Linked DNA regions of Homo sapiens: regions 1, 3 and 4 are each linked to region 2. A link is an interaction called in ENCODE POLR2A ChIA-PET data of the cell type or tissue named here. Cell type or tissue: OCI-LY7. All regions are shown on one strand. Links, peaks and the distances in the headings refer to the core of each region. The heading gives the core; the rest is flanking DNA. Region 1 overlaps LOC105374589 (a long non-coding RNA gene). Region 2 has its middle 84 kb from the start of KCNK12. Region 3 has its middle 65 kb from the start of MSH6. Region 4 has its middle 52 kb from the start of MSH6.

Region 1 (8,398 bases), core at 2,696-5,195, 110 kb before region 2:
CTGGGACTACAGGCGCATGCCAACACACCAGGCTAATTTTCGTATTTTTAGTAGAGACAGGGTTTTGCTATGTTGTGCAGGCTGGTCTCAAACTCCTGACCTTGTGATCTGCCCACCTAGGCTTCCCAAAGTGCTGGGATTACAGGTGTGAGCCACCTCGCCTGGCCGTTTTTTCTTTCTTAATTGTATTAATTCACTTATTCACCTGTTTAGAAACAGGGTCCTGCTGCTTTGCCCAGGCTGGAGTACAGTAGCTGTTCACAGGCCTGATCACAGCGCTGGGCAGTCTGGAAGTCCTGGGGTCAAGCGATTCCCACCTCTTTCCCACTCCTTCCTGTGTGGCTGGGACTACAGGCACGTGCCACTGCGGCGGCTTGCCCTCAGTTTTGATTTGACTTCCCACACCCTGGAAGTGAGCAGAGGGGCCAGGAGGGTGGTGGGCAGCGAGAGGTTTGAGGAAGAGCAGATATCAGCCGTTTGCTCCTTCGGGCCTTGAAAATTCAGGGGTATGAGGATCTTGCAGATCAGCCGCCCCGGCAAGACAGTGGCTGACCCTTGGCAGGGAGCGGATCAGAGCCTCCAGTTAAGACAACTGGTTTGAAAAGTCTATCCCAGGTGGCTCTGAACTTGTCCTGTCCTCCCGGCTTCCTTCTCTACAGTCCCGGGGCGGACTTGTGCTCTTAGTAGAGGTCAGAACCAAGAACAGGTGTCCGCCTCAGAGGCCGGGTCCCCACTGCTTGGGCTGCGCTGGTTGCGGGTGCAGGGCGCCGTGTGGCCACCAGAGGGCACTCTTGACCAGGCGCCGGAACAAGCTCGCGCGACTGGGCTTTGCAGCCCCTCTTTCATCTTCCCACTGTCCCTGGGCTCCAGGGTCTGGCCCCTGGTCTTCCAGTTCAGTGGCCGGCACCCCCACACCCCTCGCCCTAATCCCAAAGGCAAGCACCACGCAAGGTCAGAGAAGGAGTATTGAAAAGAGACATGTACTTAAATTTGAATTTCAGATAAACAAATAGTATTTTTTTCCCTAGGCCACCATCTTTTGTGGAAAGGTATACTTTTTTTTAGCTTATGTCCAGCGCAATAGTTTTGCTAAATTTGGCGACCCTATTTTGGAATCAGACCTTTGCATTGGGATTCCAGCCTCACTTTTGACAAAAATTCTCTACTTGACCAAACTCTACTCAGGCACTTCTGAGCTCTTTTCCAGCTAGGCTTGACTTTTGGGTTTCTGTGTTATCTCTGCAACCTCAAACCCCTGGGCTCAAGGGATCCTCCCACCCCAGCCTCCCGAATAGCTAGGACTAATGCTCACATTACTACATCTAGCTAATTAAAAAAATATATTTTTTTTGGTAGAGATGGGAGTCTCACTATGTTGCCCAAGCTGGTTTTAAACTCCTGGCCTCAAATGATCCTTCTGCTTTGGCCATGGTGCCCGGCTTGCATCATCCAATTTTTACAAGAATCCTAAGTCAGTTGAGCAAGAATTCCCTACCTTTGATATCTGATCACTTTTTTTTTTTTTCAGACAGAGTTTCGCTTCTGTTGCCCAGGCTGGAGTGCAGTGGCATGATCTTGGCTCACTGCAACCTCCACCTCTGGGGCTCAAGCAATTCTGCCTCAGCCTCTGAAGTAGCTGGGTTTACAGGCGTGCGCCACCATTCCAGGCTAATTTTTGTATTTTTTTTTTTTTTTTTTTTAGTAGAGATGGAATTTCACCATGTTGGCCATGCTGGTCTGGAATTCCCAACCTTAGGTGATCCTCCTGCCTCAGCCTCCCAAAGTGCTGGGATTACAGGCACAAACCACCGCGCCCGGCCAATATCTGATCACTTTTATTTTTTTTGATATGGCATCTCCCTCTTTGCACACAGGCTGGAGTGCAATGGCGAGATCTCGGCTCACCGCAACCTCCGCCTGCCAGGTTCAAGTGATTCTCCTGCCTCAGCCTTCCGAGTAGCTGGGATTACAGGCACACGCCACCAGGCCCAGTTAATATTTTTGTATTTTTAGGAGAGACGGGGTTTCACCATGTTGGCCACGCTGGTCTCGAACTCCTGACCTCAGGTGATCCACCCGCCTCGGCCTCCCAAAGTACTGGAATTACAGGCATGAGCCACGGCGCCCGACCCTGATCACTTTTATTTTAGGAGGTGAGTTCTTTTAAATTATCACTCCCAGAGAGACTCTAAAATGAGACAAGCAATCATGCCCTAACTACCCTCTTTGAGCTATGCCTTCATCTCTTGAAACGGCTTGCTATTGCCATAAGTAGCTATAAATTAACCTAATAATGCCGTCCTAGACATTGTTACCACGCCCTATAGCTTAACAATGTATAGCCAATCATTAATCAATGCTATTTCTGTCAACCAATGAGAAGAATTCCTGACAAACAACTTTGTGGGTTTTTTTGTTTTGTTTTGTTTTGTTTTTTTGAGACGGTGTCTTGCTCTGTCACCAGGCTAGAGTGCAGTGGTGTGATCTTGGCTCACTGCAACCTCCGCCTCCTGGGTTCAGGTGATTCTCCTGCCTCAGGCCCCCCGAGTAGCTGGGGCTACAGGTGCGCACCAGCACGCCCAGCTAATTTTTGTATTTTTAGTAGAGACGGGGTTTCACCGTGTTGGCCAGGATGGTCTCGATCTCTTGACCTGATGTTCTGCCCTCCTCGGCCTCCCAAAGTGCTGGGATTACAGGCATGAGCCACTGGGCCTGGCCCACAAACAACTTTGTATCAGCCTGCTCCCTAGCCTCCGTTTTTGCCTTTAAAAACTTGCTTGTGACAAAGATCAAACAAAGCCCATATCCAAGGGTTACTTGGGTCTGAGTCTTCCAGGCAGCTGTCCTCAGTTTGGCTCAAGTAAACTCTTTATATTTTGTGCCTCAGCCTCTTCCTTTTAGGTTGACAATATCTAATGAGGTTCCTCATCCTCCGCCGCACTCTGGGTAATGTCTGATCACCCTGCTTGCCTTCAACAAGAATCCTGTCAGATCAGTTTAGCCAGGATATCCCCTTCCCCCAATGTTTCCTCTTAATAATTTCCATGCATCACCCACCTCTGCCCCCCACTGCTCCTTGGCTATACATTCCTACTTGCAGTGCTGTGTTTGGAGTTGAGCTCAGTCTCCCAATCTCTCCCCAACTTCAGCAGCCCATTGCAGTGGTTTCTATAGCTATCTTCCTAGTCCCTCCTTTAATAAAGTTTGCCTAACTATCTTCAACGAGTGTCATGAAGCATTTTTTTCTTTAATACATTCACTGAGTGGCAGGAGTGGTCCTCCTTTTTTCTGAGCTTCAGCACAGAAATGGGTTAGGATAACTTCTGAAACTGCCTTTGCAGTTCAGAAGTTCGGGCGACTCTCCTGCCTCATCCTCCCAAGTAGCTGGGGCACACACAGGCACACACCACTGTGTCTGGCTAATTTTTGTATTTTAACAGAGGCAGGGTTTTGCCATGTTGGCCAGGCTGGTCTCAAACTCCTGACCTCGAGTGATCCGCCAGCCTCGGCCTCCCAAAATGCTGGGATTACAGACGTGAGCCACCGGTGCCCAGCCTGGTTGTGGACTTTAGAGATGTAATCTCTTCTAGGACAAAGCTGACCATGAATAGGAGACTAGGAGACAGAAGTCCAAACCCCACAGGACTGGGAGACGCAAGGCAGCAGGCTGAGCCGAGGGTGTGAGTGCGAGCCTAAACCATCTTCCCCAACCAGGCTTGTAGTCTGTATCAACATTACTTTACTCTTCCACTGTTTTTATCAATGTGATTTTACTATTATAGGAAACTCTTGGCAAGAACGATAAAAGTTGCAAATGACTTTATTCATTCCAGGAACTTCCTGAAAGACATTAAAATCTAAATGCACCCCCCTCTCCCGGGACATTTGGAGACATCTGAGGTTGTCAGACTGGGATGGTGCTGGTGGTGCTACCCACATCTACTGAGTAGAGTCCAGGGATGCTGTTAAAGATTCTGCAATGCACAGGAGAGCACCCCCCACCCCCACAAAGAATTATTTAGCCCCAAATATCAAAAGGGCTGAGATGGAAAAATCCTGATTTACATGAACATCAAAGTGTTCGATTATTTGTGTTTTTGGTTTTGTTTTTGTTTTTGAGACGGAGTCTCGCTCTATTGCCCAGGCTGTAGTGCAGTGGCGCGATCTCAGCTCACTACAAGCTCCATCTCCCGGATTCAAGAGATTCTCCTGCCTCAGGGTCCCAAGTAGCTGGGATTACAGGCATGCGCCACCAAGCCCAGCTAATTTTTGTATTTTTAGTAGAGACGGGGTTTCACCATGTTGACCAGGCTGGTCTCAAACTCCTGACCTCAAGTGATCTGCCCGTCTCGGCCTCTCAAAGTGCTGGTATTTCAGGCATGAACCATCACACCCGGCCAGTGTTCAGTTATTTAATAGGAAATATCAAAGGACAGTTCACTCCCCAAGACTCTTCAATATCCTTGCCTCTAAACCCTTGCTTTGCTGTATCCATTAATCTAAACTATTGTAAGATGCTTCTCACCCAATTTTAATGAAGTCTGTGCGTTGAAATGCCCACCTTAAACCAGACTGCCCTCTCTCTGCCAGAACCTCCTAAAATTTTGTTCAGGTAGTGTTTTGCCTCACCTCAGGCAAAACAAACCTAGGTTTGTTTCAAAGATTGTTTTAGTGATAATTTCTTTTTTTTTTTTTTTTTTTTTGAGACGGAGTCTTGCTCTGTCACCCAGCCTGGAGTGCAGTGGTGTGATCTCGGCTAACTGCAACCTCTGCCTCCAGGGTTCAAGCAATTCTCCTACATCAGCTTCTCGAGTAGCTGGGACTACAGGCGCCCACCACCATATCTGGCTAATTGTTTTTGTATTTTTAATAGAGACGGGGTTTCACCATATTGGCCAGGCTGGTCTTGAACTCCTGACCTTGTACTCTGCCCGCCTCAGCCTCCCAAAGTGCTGGGATCACAGGCAAGAGCCACTGCGCCCAGCCTGTTTTGGTGATAATTTCAAGGAGCCCATCCCCTACAGGCACGTCCCTGCATCACTTCGTTGGAAGGTGTGCAGCTCACCAGTCTCCATTCCTGCCTGGGAGGGTGGGAAGGATGGGGAGCGAACCCCAGGTCTCCAGTGAAGCCCAGCCCTCCCAGAATAGGCACCTCCCCACTCACCACAGCCTCCCCTCTATTCCTCAGGCCGGCCCAGGCATGCAGACTGCAGACCTACCCAGATCAAGACTCAAAAACAAGAGACCTGTGTTCTGACTTTCCAGATAGCCCATTAGCAGACCCTTCACAAAACCCGTGTCCCCATCTCTAAAAAAAATTAAACTGGCTGGATGCAGTGGCTCACGCCTGTAATCCCAGCACTCTGGGAGGCTGAGGTAGGTGGGTTGCTGGAGCCCAGGAGTTCAAGACCAGCCTAGGCAACAGAGAGAGACCCTGTCTCTACAAAAAAAATTTTTAAAAATTAGCCAAGTGTGGTGGCATGCACCTGTGGTCCCAGATACTTGAAAACTTAGGTGGGAGAATCACTTGAGCACAGCAGTCCGAGGCTGCAGTGAGCCATGTTCTCACCACTGCACTCCAGCCTAAGCTACAGAATGAGACCCTAACACAAGAAAAAAAGGTAATAATAATTGTGATGGTTAATACTGAGTGTCAACTTGATTGGATTGAAGGATACAAAGTATTGATCCTGGGTGTGTCTGTGAGGGTGTTGCCAAAAGAGATTAACATTTGAGTCAGTAGGCTGGGGAAGGCAGACTCACCCTTAATCTGGTGGGCACAATCTAATCAGTTGCCAGTGAATATAAAACAGGCAGAAAAACATGAAGAGGAGAAACTGGCCTAGCCTCCCAGCCTACATCTTTCTCCCCTGCTGGATGCTTCCTGTCCTTGAACATTGGACTCCAATGTGGGGCTTCAGTTTCGGGGCTTGGCGTAGCTATCCTTGCTCCTCAACTTGCAGACAGCCTATTATGGGATCTTGTGATCATGTAAGTTAATACTTAATAAACTCCTATACATATATGTATATATATGTCCTATTAGTTCTGTCCCTCTAGAGAACGCTGACTAATACAATAATAACAATTGAAAAACAGAAAAGGAAGGAAGAAGTGAAAATGAAGCATCCCATTCTCAACAACTCAAGTACCCTGTTCCCAGTACCTGTTAACATTTTGGTGTGTTTTAGCCTTTTTGTCTGTGCATCTAACTTAGGATCATAGCTTATGTACAATTTCATATCTGATTTCTCTACTTACAGTGAGGGCATTTCCTTGTGATATTAAAATCTCTTTGGACAACTGAGCTTAATGGCTCCAAAATATTGCATCAAGTAAACATGTCAGAGGCATTCGAACCAGAGTGACTCCATCTTGAAGAAGCGCTGGGTAAAATGAGGCTGAGACCTGCCAGGCTGCATTGGAAGGAGGTCAGGCATTCTTAGTCATAGGATAAGACAGGAGGTCATAAGATACAGGTCACCAAGACCCTGCTGATAAAATAGGATGCGGTAAAGAAGCTGGCGCAATCTCTCCGAATCCAAGATGACAATGGGAGTGACCTCTGGTCACCCTCGCTGTACATTATATGCTAATTATAATGCATTAGCATACTAAACAACACTCCCACCAGCACCATGACAGTTTATACATGCTATGGCAATGACTCGAAGTTACTCTACATGGTCTAAAAGGAAGAGAAACCCTCTGTTCTGGAAATTCCCCACCCCTTTCCTGGAAAACTCATAAATAATCTACCCCTTGCTTAGCATATAATCAAGAAATAACCATTAAAAATAGTCAACCAGGCCAGGATTGGTGGCTCACACCTGTAATCCCAGCACTTTGGGAGGCCGAGGTGGGTGGATCACCTGAGGTCAGGAGTTTGAGGCCAGCCTGGCCAACAATGTGAAACCCTGCCTCTACTAAAAATACAAAAATTAGCCCTGGTGTGGCGGCGCACACCTGTAATCCCAGCTACTGGGGAGGCTGAGGCATGAGAATCACTTGAACCTAGGAGGCAGAGGTTGCAGTGAGCTGTACTGCACTCCAGCCTGGGTGACAGAGTGTGACTGTCTCAAAAAAAAAGTCAACCAGCAGGCTTTGGAGCTGTTCTGCCTATGGAGTAGCCATTCTTTTGTTTCTTTACTTCTCTAATAAACTTGCTTTCATTTTACTCTGTGGACTCGCCCCGAATTCTTTCTTTCTTTCTTTTATTTTTATTTATTTTTTTTGAGATAGAGTCTCGCTCTTGTTGCCCAGGCTGGAGTACAATGGTACAGTCTCGACTCACTGGAACCTCTGCCTCCTGGGTTCAAGCGATTCTCTTGCCTCAGCCTCTCAAGTAGCTGGGATTACAGGCGCTCAGTACCACGCCTGTCTAATTTTTGTATTTTTAGTAGAGATGGGGTTTCACTGTGTTGGCCAGACTGGTCTCAAACTCCTAACCTCAAGTCATCTGCCTCCCTCGGCCTCCCCAAAGTGCTGGGATTACAGGTGTGAGCCACCATGTCCAGCCCCAAATTCTTTCCTGAGTGAGATCCAAGAACCCTCTCTTGGGGTCTGAATTGTGACCCCTTTCCAGTAACAAATATAAGCTAGTGTTTATTTAAGAAATTTCTGGTCTGGGCGTGATGGCTCATGCCTGTAATCCTAGCACTTTGGGAGGTCGAGGCAGGTGGATCATCTCAGGTCGGAGTTCCAGACCAGCCTGGCCAACACAGCGAAACCCTGTCTCTACTAAAAATACAAAAAAAAAATTGACTGGGCATTGTGACAGGCACGTGTAATCCCAGCTACTCGGGAGGCTGAGACAGGAGAATCGCTTGAACCCAGGAGGTAGAGGTTGCAGTGAGCCGAGATTGCACCACTGCGCTCCAGCCTGGGCAACAGAGCGAGACTCCATCTCAAAAAAAAAAAAAACTTTTACACTACTGAACAATTGTTTTCTGTTTTCCACTATTATAAATATTGCCAGACTGGGCGCGGTGGCTCACGCCTGTAATCCCAGCACTTTGGGAGGCCGAGGCAGGTGGATCACCTGAGGTCAGGAGTTTGAGGCCAGCCTGACCAACATGGAGAAACCCCGTCTCTACTAAAAATACAAAATTAGTAGGGTGTGGTGGCACATGCCTGTAATCCCAGCTACTCGGGAGGCTGACGCAGGAGAATCGCTTGAACCCGAGAGGCGGAGGTTGCTGTGAGCTGAGATCGCGCCATTGCACTCCAGCCTGGGCAACAAGAGCAAAATTCTGTCTCAAAAATAAATAAATAAGTAAATAAAATATTGCCATTGAACGTCTTTGACCATAAAGCTCACTTTCCCCTTCCTCCAGTCATTGGTATATGATCAAGTCTGCCAGCAAACGGTTTGCTTTTTGAGAGCAGTAAGTAATTT
Region 2 (2,500 bases), core at 1-2,500:
GTCCCCCAAGAAGGGCACAGAGGGCTCTCTGGGCTGCAGGGCTGCTGAGAGGTGATGAAGGCCACACCTCAGCCTCCAGCCAGACCTGCACCTCCAGATCGGAGGCATTTGGGCAGCAGTCTTGTTGCTGAGCCTCCAGGAAAGTAGATCCACAATTCCAAAGCAGGCCTTGCAGACATAAAGAGTTATTCTGCCATAAGAGGGTTCCGTGGCCAAATGAACTCGGCGACACTAGTGTGAACAAAGCTCATTGGGTTTACTTCCCACAGGACTTCCCAGAACCTGAATCTGCTAATGGGCCTTGTCAATTTCCAAGAAGACATAGAATAGTGTATTTCCCTACCTCCTCCGACCACCAGAGCCCTTCAGTCCATGTCCTTTCCTTTGGAGTACTTACTTCTTTTGGTTCTGCCTTTGATTTGAGTGGTATGTCAACCCCCTTGATAATTACAGCCTGCTGTAGGTGTGCTGGGGTGGGATTATCACTTTAAGGCCACAACCTTAAAGGGAAACCAGGCCCCCTGGGAGAATGTCATGCTGGCAGCAGTGGCTGGAGAGAGAGGCCCTTGAGGGAAAGGTAGAACTCAAGGAACCAGAGACAGGACTACCTGGGGAGTCTCCTTCGTTGCATCTTTTCTGTGCCAGCACCCCTTCTCCAGCCTTCTGGTATCAAACCTCAATCAGGTCAGTCCTGACGTGTGCTCACCAAACGTCATATCTCCTAAACTGGGGGTCACTTGGCCAGCAGCAGAAGTGTGCAGTCGTGGAGGCTACCTCCTTGCTCTAGCCCACTTGTGTACACTTTCCCTTCATTGTGGAAGGCCCTGCTGTGAGGAGCCACGCTTCAGAGAAGCCCTCACCTTTGCCATTTCGGAGGTATTTGCATATTTAAACTTAGCTGGAACTGCGGACTGAGAGCCTTTGCCCCACAAGCAAAGCAGCAGCTGGAAGGAAGGAGAGGCGGTCCTTGCAGGTGCTCTCAAAAGCCCTCTTCACAGGCGACCAATGGTTTTCAAGCCACTCACACAGCCCTTCTCAACTTGACTGTACATAAGACACACTTGAGAACCTTTAAAAACGACCTCTGACCCTGTAACCACCTCAAATTAAATTAGAATCTCGGGTCTCAAGCATCAGTAATTTGTGAAATCTCCCCAAGTGATTCTAATGTGCTCCCAGGGAGGCAAACTGCTGCTAGAGCCCAGCTCCTCAAAGTGCAGCCTGGGACCAGCAGCCCCCAGGTGTGGTTGGAAATGCCCCCAGGCCTACTGAATCAGAGCCTGCATTTTAATGACCCCCCCCCCGATGACTCATCTTCCCGTTAGAGTTCTAGGGCCTTGTTACCATCACCTGTGTCAGCATCTAGCTGCAGTGGCAAGCGTGTTGGGCCACGATTTAACCCTTTCTTGCCCCTTCCTACTGATCACCCCGGAAAGCTCGCTGGCCCTCGCTCTGTGTCTTGGCTTCCTTATCTGTTGTAAGGAACATGGCTGTGCTTTGGTCAAGGTTAGGCCAAGGTAGGATGTTTACATCCCACGTGACTCAGCATAGACCGCAGGCGTATAACTCCACTTGTTATCACAGCCATGTAGCTATAACGTGGGAACGTCATCACTTGGCTCTATGCCACTATTGTCTGTAAAAGGTACAACTGCCCTGTTGACCCTGTGCAGGTGCGCTGGTGCCCAGAGAAAGAGACAGAGCCAGAGATGTCCGTTTTTGGAGACGGACGGGGAAAGCCAGGACACAGCTTGGCCCCCTAGTGCCCAGAGAGTGAAAGAGTTAAGCTGCTGACCCTGAAGGCAGGGGAGAGCCGGTCACACAGCTGTATGTGGGAGCTGCCAGCTGAAGCAGCCCAGACAAGGCAGACAGTGTGAGAAAGCTGCTGATGTGAGCTGCTGCTGAATAAAATCATTCACCTGCCTACAGTCCCCTGAATGTTCTTTCTGCTCATCCACCCACTCCTTCTGGACCTCAACATGACCTTTGGCATAGTCGTGAACCTGACATCTGTAATATGTAGTCGTTGGACAAAGTGAGTCCTCGCTCTGCCGTCACCACCACCATCATCATCACCTCTCATTGAGGGCCTACTATGTGCAGCCAGGCTCTGAACTAGGTCTGTCCATGCTCTGCCTGAGTCTCTTCAGCTGTCCAGTGGGGACACAGGCATGCCTTGCTCAGCACTGTCCTCGTGCACAGAGCTCACGGCACTGAGGCTGAACCATGCAGCGTGAACTGTGCACCTCCCAGCCTGGCTCTTTTCCCCTCGCTACATCTTTCATTCCTCTCTTTAAAATCTTGTGCTTCTACTGAAGGTCTTTGTTTCCCAGCAAATATTTTGCAAAGGACAAACAAACAGAGCATTATTTTATGGTTTAAAGGGACGACTATGACAGTGTAAGGGCTATGAGTTTCAAGTGGATGTGGGAGTGTGCTCTAGGTCTCACATCCACTTGAGACCCACCTCCCTGCCTTTAGCCCCATAGGAAAGAATGGA
Region 3 (7,470 bases), core at 1,532-4,031, 65 kb before region 2:
GATTACAGGCACGCACCACCATGCCCAGCTAATTTTTGTATTTTTAGTAGAGACGGGGTTTCACCATGTTGGCCAGGCTGGTCTTGAACTCCTGACTTCAAGGGGTCCTCCTGCCTCGGCCTCCGTGCTGGGATTACAGGCGTGAGCCACCATGCCTGGCTTTTTTATTTTTTTAAATGGATTTTTTTTTCTCTCCTTCCAACGCTAGGTTGTCATCCGTCACAATGAAGTTGAAGGAAGGCTTCTGCCTGAAATCATCTCTTTCTCCCCTTGTAATTTGCTGTTTTCCCCATTGGCTTGAAAATTTGTTAACCAGTGAATGGATTAAGGGCGGTGCAAGATGTGCTTTGTTAAACAGATGCTTGAAGGCAGCATGCTCGTTAAGAGTCATCACCACTCCCTAATCTCAAATACCCAGGGACACAAACACTGCGGAAGGCCGCAGGGTCCTCTGCCTAGGAAAACCAGAGACCTTTGTTCACTTGTTTATCTGCTGACCTTCCCTCCACTATTGTCCTGTGACCCTGCCAAATCCCCCTCTGCGAGAAACGCCCAAGAATGATCAATTAAAAAAAAAAAAAGAAAGAAAAAGAAAATTTGTTAACCAGGCTTAGTTAAAAACTCCGTATGGAAGGTTTATGGGATAAAAATCTTTTTCTCTACTGAGGACTTAGGTCCAATGATCAGGGGCCCGCAAATTAACTGACAATAGACAGATAAACAGGCAAAAATAAAACAAGTTTGGCCGGGCGAGGTGGCTCACGCCTTTAATCCTGGCATTTTGGGAGGCTAAGGTGGGAGGATCGCTTCAGCCCAGGGGTTCAAGACCAGCCTGGGCAACAAAGTGAGATCCCATAATTAGCCAGGCATGGTGGCATGCGTCTGTAGTGTCAGCTATGCAGGATGCTGCGGTAGAAGGATTGCTTAAGCCCAGGAGGTTGAGGCTGCAGCGAGCCATGATTGTGCCACTGCACTCCAGCCTGGGCAGCAGAGCAAAAGCCTCTCTCAAAAACAAAACAGAAAAAGAAAACAAGTTGGCTGGGTACGGTGGCTCACACCTGTAATCACAGCACTTTGGGAGGCCGAGGTAGGTGAATCACGAGGTCAGGAGTTCAAGACTAGGCTGGCCAACATGATGAAACCCCGCCTCTACTAAAAATACAAAAAAATTAGCCAGGCGTGGTGGCGGGCGCCTATAATCCCAGCTACTAGGGAGGCTGAGGCAGAGAATTGCTTGAACCCGGTAGGTTCAAAGGTTGCAGTGAGCTGAGATCGCGCCACTACACTCCAGCCTGGGCGACAGAGCGAGACTCAGTCTCAAAAAAAAAAAAAAAAAAGAAAAAGAAAACAAGTTTTATTTATATGCATGCAGGAACGTTCAGATAAAGAAGCTCATTGATCTCAACCTAATAAGGAAAAGAGAGCGAGAGAAAGGCTTCTATGGGAAAGACACATGGACATTTGAGGAAAGACAAATGGACTTTTAGAGAAACAAATGGAAGAGATGGGAGTTTGTTGCTGATGTTTATGTTTGTCTACATGAGTGGTTGGTGTTCTTCCTGGGAGTGAGCTCCTCTGGAGAGGAGATTTATGGCAACTTTACTCCCAGAAGGCTCTTCCTTTTAGTGAAATAAAGGAAGTTCCAAAAAGGCTTCTTTCTGCATCTGCTGTATCTCTAGTGTCTTCGGTTTAAAATAATCTTCACACTTATTCTGGAGGGCCAAGTGGATCCCCAGAAGGGGAACATGGGCTCTGACTGAGGAGCAAGGAAATGTATGAGTTTCAGTATCATCTATGGTAACACTTCAGAGTCAGTAGAAAAAAAAGTTCTGGGCAGAGTGCAGTGGCTCATACCTGTAATCCCAGTAATCTGGGAGGCTGAGGCAGGAGGATCACTTGAAGCCAGGAGTTCAAGACCAGCCTGGACAACATGGTGAGAACTCATCTCAAAAAAGAGAAAAGAAAAAAAATTAGCTGGGTCTGGTGGCACATGCTTGTGGTGCCAGCTACTGGGAGGGTGGGGTGGGAGGATTGCTTAACCCTGGGAGGTCAAGGCTGCAGTGAGTCGTGCTTGCACCACTGCACTCCAGCCTGAGCAATAGAGTGAAACCCTGTCTCAAGAAAACCAAAAGTTTTGATTCTCAGCTATGTTCTGGTGAGGTTGCTGAGTAGCTCAGTGATGGATTGGTGAGGTGTTTGTACATAGATGCTTTATGCATCCCCCTTTCCAGAGGCCTGGCCTCTTAAGTCCAGTCGTTTAGAGCCAGCGACATATCTTCTATCAGCTCTGGGAGGTGCTGGATAGAGGTCAGCAGCATAGTGACTACTGAGGGATGCCGGGGGGTTCAAGTCCTGAAATTCCACCATTAGAGCTTCATTTTGTAGGTCGTACTTTTCCCTGTCCCTCCAGAAACTAACAAGTGAAGTCTCTCTTCCTCTCTCTCTCACTTTCTCCTCAAATTTTAAGGGTAAAATCACATAAAATTGTAAAGGTCCCTCCTCCCTATCCTGCCTCAGGAGTGACACCAGTTCCTAAGTGTATATGTGTTTTTTATTTTTATAGAAAAGATAAAACACCATTGCCCCTGTTCTGTGCCCTATTTTCATTTTCACTGTAAGCAATACATTTCTTTTTTCTTTCCTTTTTTTTTTTTTTTTTTTTTGATACAGGTTATCACTCTGAAGCCCAAGCTAGAATGCAGTGGGTATCATAGCTCACTATAACCTCAACCTCCTGGGCTCAAGCGATCCTCTCACCTCAGCCTATCAAGCTGTTGGGACTACAGGAGTCTCTAATATATATGAATGAGACATAGTCTCCCTATGGTGCCCAGGCTAAGTAATACATTTTTAAAATAAGTTCATATCAGTACCCAAATCATTTTCCTGTTGTTGTGATGAATGCAATGGCATGCCATTGCACAGAAGTGCCATTATTTATTAAACCAGCCTCTCAGTGATGTCAGCCCTCCTAGGACTGCTATTACAAATGGTATTCAAATGAATACTCTTGTATCGAAGTCGTTGCACACATATGCAAACACACTCATAAGAATAAATTCTTAAAAGTGAAACTGTGGACTAAAGGGTGTGAGATATATATTTAGGTTATCGACTTAAAGATGCAGTGTGACGTTTGCTGCTGAAGTGGGAGGATACAGAGCTGTATGAATACAGCTGCAGGAGAATTTATCTTCTACTAGGCAGAAACAACCTACACAAACTTCCCTTTACAAGACAGTTCAGATTCCTATACAATAGGCTTTCAACAAATATGTGGAATTTACTGAAACGCAGGTTGTCAAAGAAATCTTAAATGCTTTGTCTGTGAGCTAAAGAGGAGCAGACAGAAGCTAAAGAGAATTTCAGTTCCAAATCCAGCCTAACCACCATCTCCTACCCCCAGACTCTTACTTGTTCCACCTGCCCCTCAAGCTTTCCCTTTTCTTTACCTATGCTCCTCCTGGCTTCACTTCCTTCCCCACCCAGCTGAGCCCTCCGAAGGCTGTGTCTTCCAAGTTACCTGTCAATGCCTCCAACTCTAACCATTTTTTTCTTTCATGCCACCTGCTTTAAACTCCCCAAACTTTTTTTTTTTTTTTTTTTTTTTTTTGAGATGGAGTCTTGCTCTGTTGCCCAGGCTGGAGTGCAGTGGCATGATCTCAGCTCACTGAAACCTCCACCTCCTGGGTTCAAGCAATTCTCCTGCCTCAGCCTCCTGAGTAGCTGGGACTACAGGCGCCTGCCACCATGTCCAGCTAATTTTTGTATTCTTAGTAGAGACGGGGTTTTACCATGTTGGCCCAGGCTTGTCTCAAACTCCTGACCTCAGCTGATCCGCCTTGGCCTCCCAAAGTGCTGGGGTTACAGGCATGAGCCACCATGCCCGACCTCAACTCCCCAAACTCTGGACTCTCTGCCTCCTCCTCCAGGTTACTGAGCAATGCTGGAGAAATTCCATTCTTGGGGAGATTGAAGATCCAAGGTCGCCAGGCTCAGCGGGGCTATGGCATGGCCTGACGGTCATATATACATTAAATTAAATAGAGATGAGGTCTCACTATGTTGCTCAGGCTGGTGTTGAACTCCTGGCCTCAAGCAATCTTCTCATCTCAGCTGCCCAGAGTGCTGGGATTACAGGCATGAACCATCATGCCCAGCCCCTTCTACCTGTTTCTAGTCAGCTCCCTCTCCCATTGCCTGCCTTCCCTTGTGCCTCAGAGTTCACTGCATCAGCCATGGCAAACTCCTCCGTCTGGGCTCTGAGTTTCCTTCCTTCTCGCTTTCTCAGGGACCTTGTCTGCTATCCCTTTTCTCCTATATCTTCAACTATTTCCTCTTTGTTCATTCTTTCTTCTCAGCTTACAAACCTGGCATCTAGTGGTTGCCAAATAATTCTTTTTATGAAGTCAAATTTAGGCAGGCTCAGTGGCTCACATCTATAATCTCAGTACTTTGGGGGGCCGAGGTGGGAGAATTGCTTGAGGCCAGGAGTTTGAGATCAGCCTGGGCAACATAGTGCAACCTCATCTCTACAGATAATTTAAAAATTAGCTGGGCATGGTGGTGGATGCCTGTGGTCCCAGCAACTTGGGAGGCTGAGGTAAGAGAATGGCTTGAGCCCAGGAGGGCAAGGCTGCATGCAGGCAGCCGTGATGGTACCACTGCACTCCAGCCTGGGTGACAGAGTGAGACCCTGTCTCTAAAAATAAATAAAGTAAAATTTATTCAGATATAATTTACAAACAATAAACTGCATATTTAAACTAGATAGCTCAATGAGTTGGTTTTTTTTCTCTTTGGAGACAGGATCTTGCTCTGTCACTCAGGCTGGAGTGCAGTGGTGCAATCATGGCTCACTATAGCCTTGAACTCCTAGGCTCAAGTCATCCTCCCACCTTAGCCTTTTGAGTTGTTGGGACCACAGGCGTGTACCACCTTGCCTAGCTAATTTTTAAATTTTTTTTTAGGGACAAGGGGTCTCACTTTGTTTCCCAGGCTGATCTGGAACTCCTGGCCTCAAGTGATCCCACCTCAGACTCCCAAAGTGCCAGGATCACAGCTGTGAGCCACTGTGCCTGGCCCTTAATGAGTTATGACAAATGCATATTCCCATCTAACCATCACCTCTGTAGGGTCCAGACCCAAAGGGTCGGTGGGTTTTTCTCCCCATGTGCAGAAATGAGAGATTGTAAAAATACAGACACAAGATAAAAAGATAAAAGACAAGACAGCTGGGCCCAGGGGACCACTACCACCAAGACGCAGAGACCGGTAGTGGCCCCGAATGCCAGGCTGCACTGATATTTATTGGATACAAGACAAAGGGGCAGGGTAAGGAGTGTGAGCCATCTCCAATGATAAGTAAGCTCACGTGGGTCACGTGTCCACTGGACAGGGGGCCCTTCCCTGCCAGGCATCCGAGGCAGAGAGACAGAGAGAGAGAGAGGGAGAGACAGCTTACACCATTATTTCTGCATATCAGAGACTTTTAGTACTTTCACTAATTTTGCTACTGCTATCTAAAAGGTAGAGCCAGGTGTACAGGATGGAACATGAAAGCGGACTAAGAGCATGACCACTGAAGCACAGCATCACAGGGAGACGGTTAGGCCTCCGGATAACTGCGGGTGGGCCTGACTGATGTCAGGCCCTCCACAAGAGGTGGAGGAGTAGAGTCTTCTCTAAACTCCCCCGGGGAAAGGGAGACTCCCTTTCCTGGTCTGCTAAGTAGTGGGTGTTTTTCCTTGGCACTGACGCTACTGCTAGACCACAGTCTGCTTGGCAATGGGTGTCTTCCCAGATGCTGGCATTACCGCTAGGCCAAGGAGGCCTCTGGTGGCCGTGTCCGGGCATAACGGAAGGCTCACACTCTTGTCTTCTGGTCACTTCTCACTATGTCCCCTCAGCTCCTATCTCTGTATGGCCTGGTTTTTCCTAAGTTATGATTATAGAGCAAGGATTATTAAAATATTGGAATAAAGAGTAATTGCTACAAACTAATGATTAATGATATTCATATATAATCACGTCTAGATCTAGATCTAGTATAACTCAGATCTAGTATAACTCTTGTTGTTTCATATATTTTATTATACTGGAACAGCTCATGCCCTGGGTCTCTTGCCTCGGCACCTGGATGGCGTGCTGCCCACAACTTCAATCAAGATATAGAACTTTCTTGGCCAAGTAGCACAAGCCATTGGGCCTGGCCAAATTTTTTTTCCATTTTAATGTTGAGTTAGACATCATAGTATGGATATATCACAATTTTTATCACAATTCATCTGTTTAAGGACAGTTGGGTTGTTTCCCAGTTTGGTCTAGTAGAAATAAGGTTACTATGAACATTTGGACACAAGTATTTTTGTGGATAGTTTCATTTATCTTGGTAAATACTTAAAAGTGGAAATGCTAGGTCATAGAGTAGGTGTATGTTTAACTGCCTAACTTTATAAGAAATTGCCAAACTGTTTTCCAAAGTGGTTGTATCATTTTACATTTTTATGAGCATTTAATGAGAATTCCAACTGCTGTACATCTTTGCTAACATTTGTTATCGTCTGTCTTTTGAATTTTAGTCATTATAGCGGTGCAAAATGGTATATAGTTCATTGCGGTTTTAATGTTTATTTGTCTGAGGAGTAACGTATACCTTTTCATGCACTTACTGGTCATTTGCATATCCCTTTTTTTTTGAGACTGTGTTGCCCAGGACAGAGTGCAATGGCACAATCTAGGCTCACTGCAACCTTTGCCTCCTCGGTTCAAGCGATTCTCGTGCCTCAGCCCTGAGTAGCTGGGATTACAGGTGTGTGCCACTTTGCCTAATTTTTGTATTTTTTTGTAGAGACAAGGTTTCACCACGTTGCCCAGGCTGGTCTTGAACTCTTGAGCTCAAGCTATCAGCCCACCTTAGCCTCCGAAAGTGCTGGGATTACAGACATGTGTCATCATGCCCAGCCCACTTTCTTTGTGAAGTGTCTGTTCAAGTCTTTTCACTATTTTTATTGTGTTGTTTCTTTAAAATTGCTGTATGAATTCTTTACATAATCTGGATACAAGTTATTTGTCAGAAATATGAGTTACAAATATGGCATGGGATATAGGCACATCCTAGCCTATGGCTTATGTTTCCATTTTCTTTTAAAAAATTTTTTAAATTTTAATTTAAATTAATTTATTTAGTTTTAGAGACAAGGTCCTACTCTGTCACCCGGGTTGGAGTGTGATGGTGTGATCATAGCTCACTGCAGCCTCAAACTCCTGAGCTCAAGCAATCCTCCCACCTCAGCCTCCCAAGTAGCTAGAACTACAGGCACATACCACCACTGCTGGCTAATTTAAAAAAAATTTTCAGCTGGGCACGGTGGCTCACGCCTGTAATCCCAGCACGTTGGGAGGCCAAGGCGGGTGGATCATGAGGTCAGGAGTTCAAGACCAGTCTGGCCAAGATGGTGAAACCCCATC
Region 4 (8,398 bases), core at 3,227-5,726, 76 kb before region 2:
GATCAGAAGAATCTTGAATCAGATGCTGTTTTGCCTACAATATCCTCTTGTCAATAGCGTAACACAGTTCAAAAAGTAGTCTGAAAACAGTGCTGACTTGTTTTCAAGGCTTGTAATCCAGGCTTTCTTGTTATGGCAGTAATAAAAAGGAACTAAGTATATGCTTATTCACATTCTTGAATGCTCTAGGGTTCTCCAAGTGGAGAATTTGAACCATGCAACATTTCCACCCAAAAACAGCATTATAAGGTCTTTGAATGCCTTGAATCCTGGCATCTTCCTGTACTCTTGATGAATGTATGGATGCTCTAGGATACGCTTCCAGAATAAGCTTGTTTCATTGGCATTAAATATTTGCTCTCACAAGTATTTCTTATTTACAATTATCTTACACAGCTCTTCTTTAAAAGCTTTGGCACATTTAGTATCTGCAATTGTGGCCTCACTGCTGACCTCTGCATTATGAAAATGATGACAACTTTTGAAGTGTTGGAACTACCCATGACTTGCTATAAACTTTTACATATCCAACGGATCATCAGCACGTTCTTTTAAAGTATTGAAAAGTCTTCTTGCCTTAGCCTGGATCATCAGAAGGCGAAGTGGCATGTGCTTCTGTATCTGGTCTTCCATTCACATGACAAGTAATTTTTCCATATCATCAGTCAGCTCACCTCTTTTCTTTGTGATGACAGTGGATTTAACCAAGGCTGATCATTTCACTACATCACTTATGCACTTCTTTCCTTTAAGAAGGTGGAAATTATGGAATGTGAAAGTCCTAACTTGCCTGAGATGGCCATTACTTCCTTACCACCTTCATGCTGAGGAATTAAGATCTTGAGTTCCATCTCAAGGGTAATTGCCTTCCTCTTCTCACCAGAGGCAGGAGACACAAATGGGCATTTTGCAGACATAATGAGACGTGAAAGCATAAAACACAATATCCCCAAACACTGGGAACACAGTACACTGTAGGGTACCAGTTGTTTACCCTCGTGATCGCTGCTACCCAGGATCTTGAGAGAGTATCATACCACATATGGCTAGCCTGGGAAAAGTACAGTTTCTACTGAATGTATATCAAATTCACATTATTATAAAGTCTAAAAACTGTAAGTTGAACCCTCATAAGTTGGAGGCCATCTGTATATGGATCTTCCAGGAGGGCCATGGCAATGTGGTAAGCTGACTATTAAATGACTTAAAAGCCTAAGAAGTGTCTTCAAAAGAAAAATCAGCCATTTAACAGTTGCAGACTTATCAGGGGTAAGAAGAGAAGGACAAAAACTGAGATAGGTAAAGATAAGGCAAATAATAGTTGACACTTATCAAGGGCTTACTACATGCCAGGCTCTGTTCTGTTTTTCATGCGTTACTGCAGTCCTCACAAAGATCCTATGAAATAGGTATTACATTTTCTCCATTTTACAGAACAGGAAATTGAGGCACAAGGATGTCAGGTAACTTTCCCAAGTTTTAGTAAGAATTAGAGCTAGGATTTGAGACTGAGCAGTCCGGTTCTAGAATCGTGCACTTGCCCATCACCCTTGTGGGGGTCATGACCATTGGCCCCTAAAAGTTCACTGAAAAACTACTGACATGAGGCAAATTTATTAATAGAAGGAAAGACATATAAATTTATTTAATGTATTTACATGGGAGCCTTTGGAATGAAGACTCAACCCAACAATAAGATATAGAAACTTATATACCATCTTGAGGTTACAAAAAGAATGCAGGCTAAGAGTATGGCCCCAAACAGTTTACGTTGGTAAATCATGTTTAGTAGCAAGACATGGTGTGAAAGGGAGAAAGAAAGAGGCCTGGCTTGCAAAGATGGCTTTGTTATATAGATGAGGCCTCATAGGTAGCAGTCCTCAGAGAAGATAGATGGTAAAAGCCTTTTTTTTTTTAATTTAAATTTTTATTTTTATTTTAAGTTTCAGGATGCATGTGCCGGATGTGCAGGTTTGTTACATAGGTAAATGTGTGCCATCGTGGTTTGCTGCACAGATCAACCCATCACATAGCTACTCAGCTCAGCATGCATTAGCTATTTTTCCTAATGCTCTCCCTACCCCAACACCACCTCTTGACAGACCCCAGAGTGTGTTGTTCCCCTCCCTGTGTCCATGTGTTCTCACTGTTCAGCTCCCACTTATAAGTGAGAACATATGGTGTTTGGTTTTCAGTTCCTGCAAGAATTTGCTGAGGATAATGGCTTCCAGCTCCATCTATGTCCCTGCAAAGGACATGATCTTGTTTTTTTTGTGGTTGCATAGTATTCCATGGTGTATATGTACCACATTTTCTTTATCCAGTCTGTCACTGATGGGCGTTTGGGTTGATTCCATGTCTTTGCTATTGTGAATAGTGCCGCAATGAACATATGGCGAAGGTCTTTTTTCAGACCTTTCAAGGTGTCAGACTCAGTTAATCTCTCTTAGATATGGAAAATTTGTAGAAAAGGAAGGCCTGGCTGCATTAGTAGAGATTCTCTACAGATGCAAATTTTCCCCAGAAAAAAATAGCTTTGCAAGGACCTGTCTGTTTGCTGGCCCTGAAGCAACCATTTCAAAATATGTCAAAGAAATATATTTTGGGGTAAAATATTTTGATTTCCTTCACCCTATACTAGAACTACCTCTGGATAAATCGTGAACACTGGTGTGGATTCTAATCAGGGAGCCCCTGTAAGCCTGTGGTCCCTTACAGAAAAATGGAGTCGGTATGCTGATTCTAAAATATAGATTGGGCCAGGCCGGGAGCGGTGGCTCATGCCTGTAATCCCAGCACTTTTGGAGGCTGACGCAGGCGTATCACAAGGTCAGGAGATGGAGACCATCCTGGCTAACATGGTGAAACCCCATCTCTACTAAAAATACAAAAAAATAGCCAGGCGTGGTGGCGTGTGGCGGTAATCCCAGCTACTTGGGAGGCTGAGACAGGAGAATTGCATGAACCTGGGAGGCAGAGGTTGTAGTGAGCCAAGATAGCGCCACTGCACTCCAGCCTGGGTGACAGAGCAAGACTCCATCTCAGAAAAAAACAAAACAAAATACCAAAACCCCAAAAAACAGATGGTGTCAACTGGAGCTGAAGAAGCTGCATGCAAGTATTAAATTCCTGACAAGGGCCAAGAACAAATTAAGAGGGCAGAAATCCAGGAATGTATTTCACATAGCCAGCGAAAAAAAACTTTGGGGCTAAAAACAAAGCAAAACCAGTTACCACTAATCTTGTTTTTTTTTTTTTTTTTTTTTTTTGTTTTTTTTGAGACAGAGTTTCACTCTTGTCACCCAGGCTGGAGTGTATGGAGTGCAATGGCGCAATCTTGGCTCACCGCAACCTCTGCCTCCCGGGTTCAAGCGATTCTCCTGCCTCAGCCTTCTTTGTAGCTGGGATTATAGGCACCTGCCATAATGCCTGGCTAATTTTTGTATTTTTAGTAGAGATGGGATTTCACCAGGTTGGCCAGCCTGGTCTTGAACTCCTGACCTCAGGTGACCCACCTGCCTTGGCCTCCCAAAGTGCTAGGATTACAGGCGTGAGCCACCATGCCCGACCACCACTAATCTTAAGAAGATAAACATTATGAATGATGAAAAAGCTAACAGAGTAAATAAAGCTTTTGTAAATGTACAAAAGGAACTTGCACATTTCTCAAAAGGCCTTTCTCTTGAACATCTACAGAAAGAATTGATTCCTCTGCAGTGTCATGAAAGCAAACCAGTTAATGTTGGTGAAGCTACAAAATTAATGGCTCAGTTGTAGTATAGTGGTGATGCATCTAATTCCACACAAAGACCAACAAATTACATGTTTTATACAAAAAATAAATACATACATAAATCAATAAAATATATATTGGGTCAGGCATGGTGGCTCACACCTGTAATCCCAGCATTTTGCGAGGCCAAGATGGGTGGATTTCTTGAGCTCATGAGTTTGAGCTCAAGCCTGGCCTGGCCAAGCCTGGCCAACATGGTGAAACCCTGTCTCTACTAAAAATACAAAAATTAGCCAAGAGTGGTGGTACCCCCTGTAATCCCAGCTACTTGGGAGGCTGAGACATGAAAACCACTTGAACCTGGGAGGCGGAGGCTGCAGTGACCCAAGAACACACCACTGCATTCCTGCTTGGGTGACAGAGTGAGACTCTGCCTCAAAAAAAAAAAAAAAAAAAAAAGGCCAGGCACAGCGGCTCATGCCTGTAACCCCAGTACTTTGGGAGGCCGAGGCGAGTGGATCACCCGAGGTCGGGAATTTGAGACCAGCCTGACCAACATGGAGAAACCCCATCTCTACTAAAATACAAAATTAGCTGGGCATGGTGGCGCATGCCTGTAATCCCACCTACACAGTAGGCTGAGGCAGGAGAATCGCTTAAACCCAGGAGGCGGAGGTTGTGGTGAGCTGAGATCGAGGCATTGCACTCCAGCCTGGGCAACAAGAGCAAAACTCCGTCCAAAAAAAAAAAAAAAAACAATTAGCTACTTGGGAGGGTGAGGTGGAAGAATGGCTTGAGCCCGGGAGGAGGAGGTTGCAGGGAGCCGAGATTGAGCCACCCCACTCCAGCCTGGATGACAGAGCCAGACCTTGTCTCAAATAATAATAATTAAAAAAAAAAAAAAAAAGGCAAAAGGCAAAAGAACTAGAATAGTTAAAACAATTTTGAAAAAGAAGAATAATGTTGTTGAACCCACTCTACTTTCTACATTTTACGTAAAGATACAGTAGTCAACACAGTGTGATATTGGAGAAAGGAGAGACATACAGATTAATGGAATAGAATAAAGAGCCCAGAAATAGATCCATGCATGCAACTGTCCCCAGGAAAACTTTATAAAATCGATTAAGAGAGGAAAAAATTCAACTAGGCTTGCAGCACAGTTAGCAGTGATCATTAAGCCAGCTCGCTCTTTGGCCCACTCCCTTGTGGCTGCTCTTTGCTTACTACCCCAGGATGTTGGTAGTCCTTGTCACAAGACTGTTCTCTTTCCATTCTGTAGATGAAATCTAAGGCCTTGTGAGATGCTAAGTTTCCCATGGAGTTTCTCCTTTGGGTTTTGCATACAACAAAACTACCCATACCAGCTGTTCTGAGGGGCCCAGCAGAAAGCTGATTCATGGAAGAATGCAGTTTCCACATCCTGATTATTATTATTATTATTATTATTATTATTTTGAGACAGTGTCTCACTCTGTTGCCCAGGCTGGAGTGCAACGGCGCAATCTCGGCTCACTGCAACCTCCTGCTCCTGGGTTCAAGTGATTCTCCTGCCTCAGCCTCCTGAGTAACTGGATCTATAGGCATGCGCCACCATGCCCAGCTAACTTTTGTATTTTTAGTAGAGATGGGGTTTCACCATGTAGTCCAGGCAGGTCTTGAACTCCTGACCTCAGGTGATCTGCCTGCCTCAGCCTCCCAAAGTGCTGGGACTATAGGCGTAAGCCACTGCACTGGGTCAACACATTCTGATTATTTCGTTCACTTTACTCCAACCAATCAATGACCCCAGTTTTCTAGCCCTTCACCCTCCATGATCCCCTTAAAAACCTTTGCCCAGAAAACCTAGAGAAAATGGATTTGAGGCTTGAGAATTCCTCCTGTTTCCTTGTTTGGCGCTTTGGAATTATTAAACTCTTTCTCTGCTGCAAAACTTGCTGTCAGTGTATTGGCCTGTTGCTGTGGCAGCAGGCATACAAACCTAGCAGTCCTGTTACATACGTATATGGTCAACTGATTTTTGACAAACAGACAAAAATAATTCAATGGGAAAAGTACAGTGTATTTAAGGAATGGAGATGGAACAATTAGACATCCAGGTGCAAAAAAATGAATCTCAATCTATACTTCACACCCCATAAAAATTAATTCAAAATGGATCATAGACATAAATGTAAAACCTAAAACTGTAAAACTTCTAGGATAAAACATTTGTGAGCTTGGGTTAGGCCACGATTTCTTAGATATGACACCAAAAGTACAGCTCGTAAAAGAAAAAATCAATAACTTGGACTTCTCTTCAAAAGAACTTGAAGAACTTCTCTTCAAAAGACACTGTTGAAAGAACAAAAAGAAAAGCCACAAATGGAGAGACGCTTTTTTTTTTTTTTGCAAAACTTATATCTGATAAAGGACTTGAATCCAGAATATGTAGAGAACTCAGAAAACTCAATAATAAAAAGTCAACCCTACTTTAAAAGATGAGAAATGAGCCAGACACAGTGGCTCATACCTATAATATTAACATTTTGGGAGGCCAAGGCAGGCAGATTGCTTGAGCCCAGGAATTCAAGACCAGCTTGGGCAACATGGCGACATCCCGTCTCCACAAAAAATATGGTGGCACATGCCTGTCGTTCCAGCTACTCAGAAGGCTGAGTGGGGAGGATCGTTTGAGCCAGGGAAGTCAAGGCTACAGTGAGCTGTGATCACTCAGAAGAACAAAGATCACCTGGTTACCATCAAGCAGGCCATCCAGAGACAAAACTCCTTATCTGAGGAATTTAGAAGTAATTAGCCTTCCCTGTTACCTAAAGTCAGCATCTGGTTCCAGGCCTCTTTCCCCAAAATTTATAAATAACTAGAATTTCTATACATCTCCAGAATGCATGCATGTTGAAACTCATTGTGCAACCCTTGCTGACATTAAGACACCAAAATGTCTGCAAATGTAATCAATAATCATGACCTATGTGCACTAATATGGTCTGAAGTACCCTTAAACTCTCGCTTTAAGGTCCATAAATATCCCTAAGGAAAATCCACCATGGCGTGCTCAGTTCTCTTAATGATGCGCCTGGCTGCACTTTTCTGCAGTGTACTTTCTATCTAATAAAACTTGACTTTTCAAATCTATTCTGCTGTCAGTAGATTCTTCTTACCAACCTGCAAGTCAACCACTTTCTGATGCCAGGGCTCTGACCTCACCTTGTCAGAGGTGTTTGGACCGGAACAACTCCATCTTGAATAGGGGCTGGGTAAAATAAGGTTGAGACCTGCTGGGCTGCATTCCCAGGAAGTTAAGGCATTCTAAGTCACAGGATAAGATAGGAGATCAGCACAAGATACAGGTGATAAAGACCTTGCTGCTAAAACAGGTCGCAGTAAAGAAGCTGGCTAAAACCCACCAAAACCAAGAAGGCTACAAGAGTGATCTCTGGTCTTTCTCACTGCTACACTCCCACCAGCGCCATGACAGTTTACAAATGTCATGGCAACGTCAGAAAGCTACCCTATATGGTCCAAAAAGGGGAGGCATGAATAATCCACCACTTATTTAGCATGTAATCGAGAAATAACCATAAAAATGGGCAACCAGCAGCCCTTGGGGCTGCTCTGCCTCTGGAGTAGCCATTCTTTTATTCCTTTACTTTCTGAATAAACTTGCTTTCACTTTATGGATTCACCTCAAATTCTTTATTGTGCGAGATCCAAGAACATCGTCTTAGGGCCTGGATTGGGACCCCTTTCCAGTAACAACCTGGTAATCGCCCCCACTGCACTCAGCCTGGGCAACAGAGTGAAAACCTGTCTGAAAAAAAAAATGTATTTGAATGGACACTTCCACAAAGATGATATATGGATGGCAAATAAATACATGCAAAAAATATTTTTTTCTTTTCTTGAGACAGGGTCTCACTCTGTTTTCCAGGCTGGAGTGTAGCAGTGCAATCTCGGCTCACTGCAGCCTCGACCTCCCCAGCTTCAGCCATCCTCTCACCTCAGCCTTCCGAGTAGCTGGGACTACAGGTGCATACCACCATGCCCAGTTAATTTTTAATTTTTTTTGAGAGATGGGGTCTCACTATGTTGCCCAAGCTGGTCTTAAATTTTTGGGCTTAAGTGATCCATCTGGCTTAACCTCCTAAAGTGCTAGGATTACAGGCATAAGCCACTGCACCCGGCTGCTAAAATGTTAAACATGATTAGTCATTAGGGAAATGCAAATTAAAACCAAAGTGTAATACCACTACACATCTATTAGAATAGCTTAAAAAAAAAAAAAACCAACAAACCCAAGTTCTGGCAAGAATGCACAGTGACTGCAATGCTCATATAATGTAGTAGCCATACAGAATAATATAGTCTCTTTGGGAAACAATTTGGCAGTTTCATATAAATTTCAACATTTATCATAAAACCCAGAAATCCCACTCCTAGGTATTTACCCAAGAGAAATGAAAATTTATAGCTGGGGATGCTGGTGTGTACCTGTAGTCCCAACTACTCAGGAGGCTGAGGTGGGAGAATTGCTTGAGTCCAGGAGTTTCGGATCAGCCTGAGCAACATAGTGAGACCAGTCCCTGTCCCCAAAACAATTTTTTAAAAGAGAAAATCTATGTTTATAGCAGCTTTATTCATAAATGAAAAAAATTGGAAAAAACC

The links. Peaks named below come from ENCODE experiments on the same cell type or tissue, not always from the same donor. Only the 100,000 strongest peaks of a DNase experiment are listed, where the experiment ranks them.
Region 1: POLR2A ChIA-PET joins it to region 2 with 25 read pairs; 4 of 35 experiments call an interaction of 5 or more read pairs at or near these places.
Region 3: POLR2A ChIA-PET joins it to region 2 with 55 read pairs; 5 of 35 experiments call an interaction of 5 or more read pairs at or near these places.
Region 4: POLR2A ChIA-PET joins it to region 2 with 23 read pairs; 2 of 35 experiments call an interaction of 5 or more read pairs at or near these places.

Annotation. Positions count from the first base shown.
Region 1 is chr2:47,760,464-47,768,861 of GRCh38, reverse strand. LOC105374589 (a long non-coding RNA gene) reads right to left here. Exons shown (of 3, transcript XR_940070.3): 3 at 8,371-8,398. Among named protein-coding and RNA genes, the nearest start is that of MSH6, 18 kb to the left of the region's middle. In OCI-LY7, for the core only: no CTCF peak of the experiment used is centred there; no DNase peak of the experiment used is centred there; H3K27ac peaks cover 2,283 bases.
Region 2 is chr2:47,653,726-47,656,225 of GRCh38, reverse strand. It overlaps a transcript of MSH2 not described here. Among named protein-coding and RNA genes, the nearest start is that of KCNK12, 84 kb to the right of the region's middle. In OCI-LY7, for the core only: CTCF peaks have their summits at 1,501 and 1,706; DNase peaks (open chromatin) are centred at 595, 945, 1,345 and 1,765; H3K4me3 peaks cover 2,500 bases; H3K27ac peaks cover 2,500 bases.
Region 3 is chr2:47,714,869-47,722,338 of GRCh38, reverse strand. No RefSeq gene overlaps it. Among named protein-coding and RNA genes, the nearest start is that of MSH6, 65 kb to the left of the region's middle. RefSeq lists enhancers at 54-859, 3,409-3,458. In OCI-LY7, for the core only: no CTCF peak of the experiment used is centred there; DNase peaks (open chromatin) are centred at 1,753, 2,138, 3,078 and 3,473; H3K4me3 peaks cover 1,438 bases; H3K27ac peaks cover 2,500 bases.
Region 4 is chr2:47,726,775-47,735,172 of GRCh38, reverse strand. It overlaps the pseudogene RBISP5. Among named protein-coding and RNA genes, the nearest start is that of MSH6, 52 kb to the left of the region's middle. In OCI-LY7, for the core only: no CTCF peak of the experiment used is centred there; no DNase peak of the experiment used is centred there; H3K27ac peaks cover 938 bases.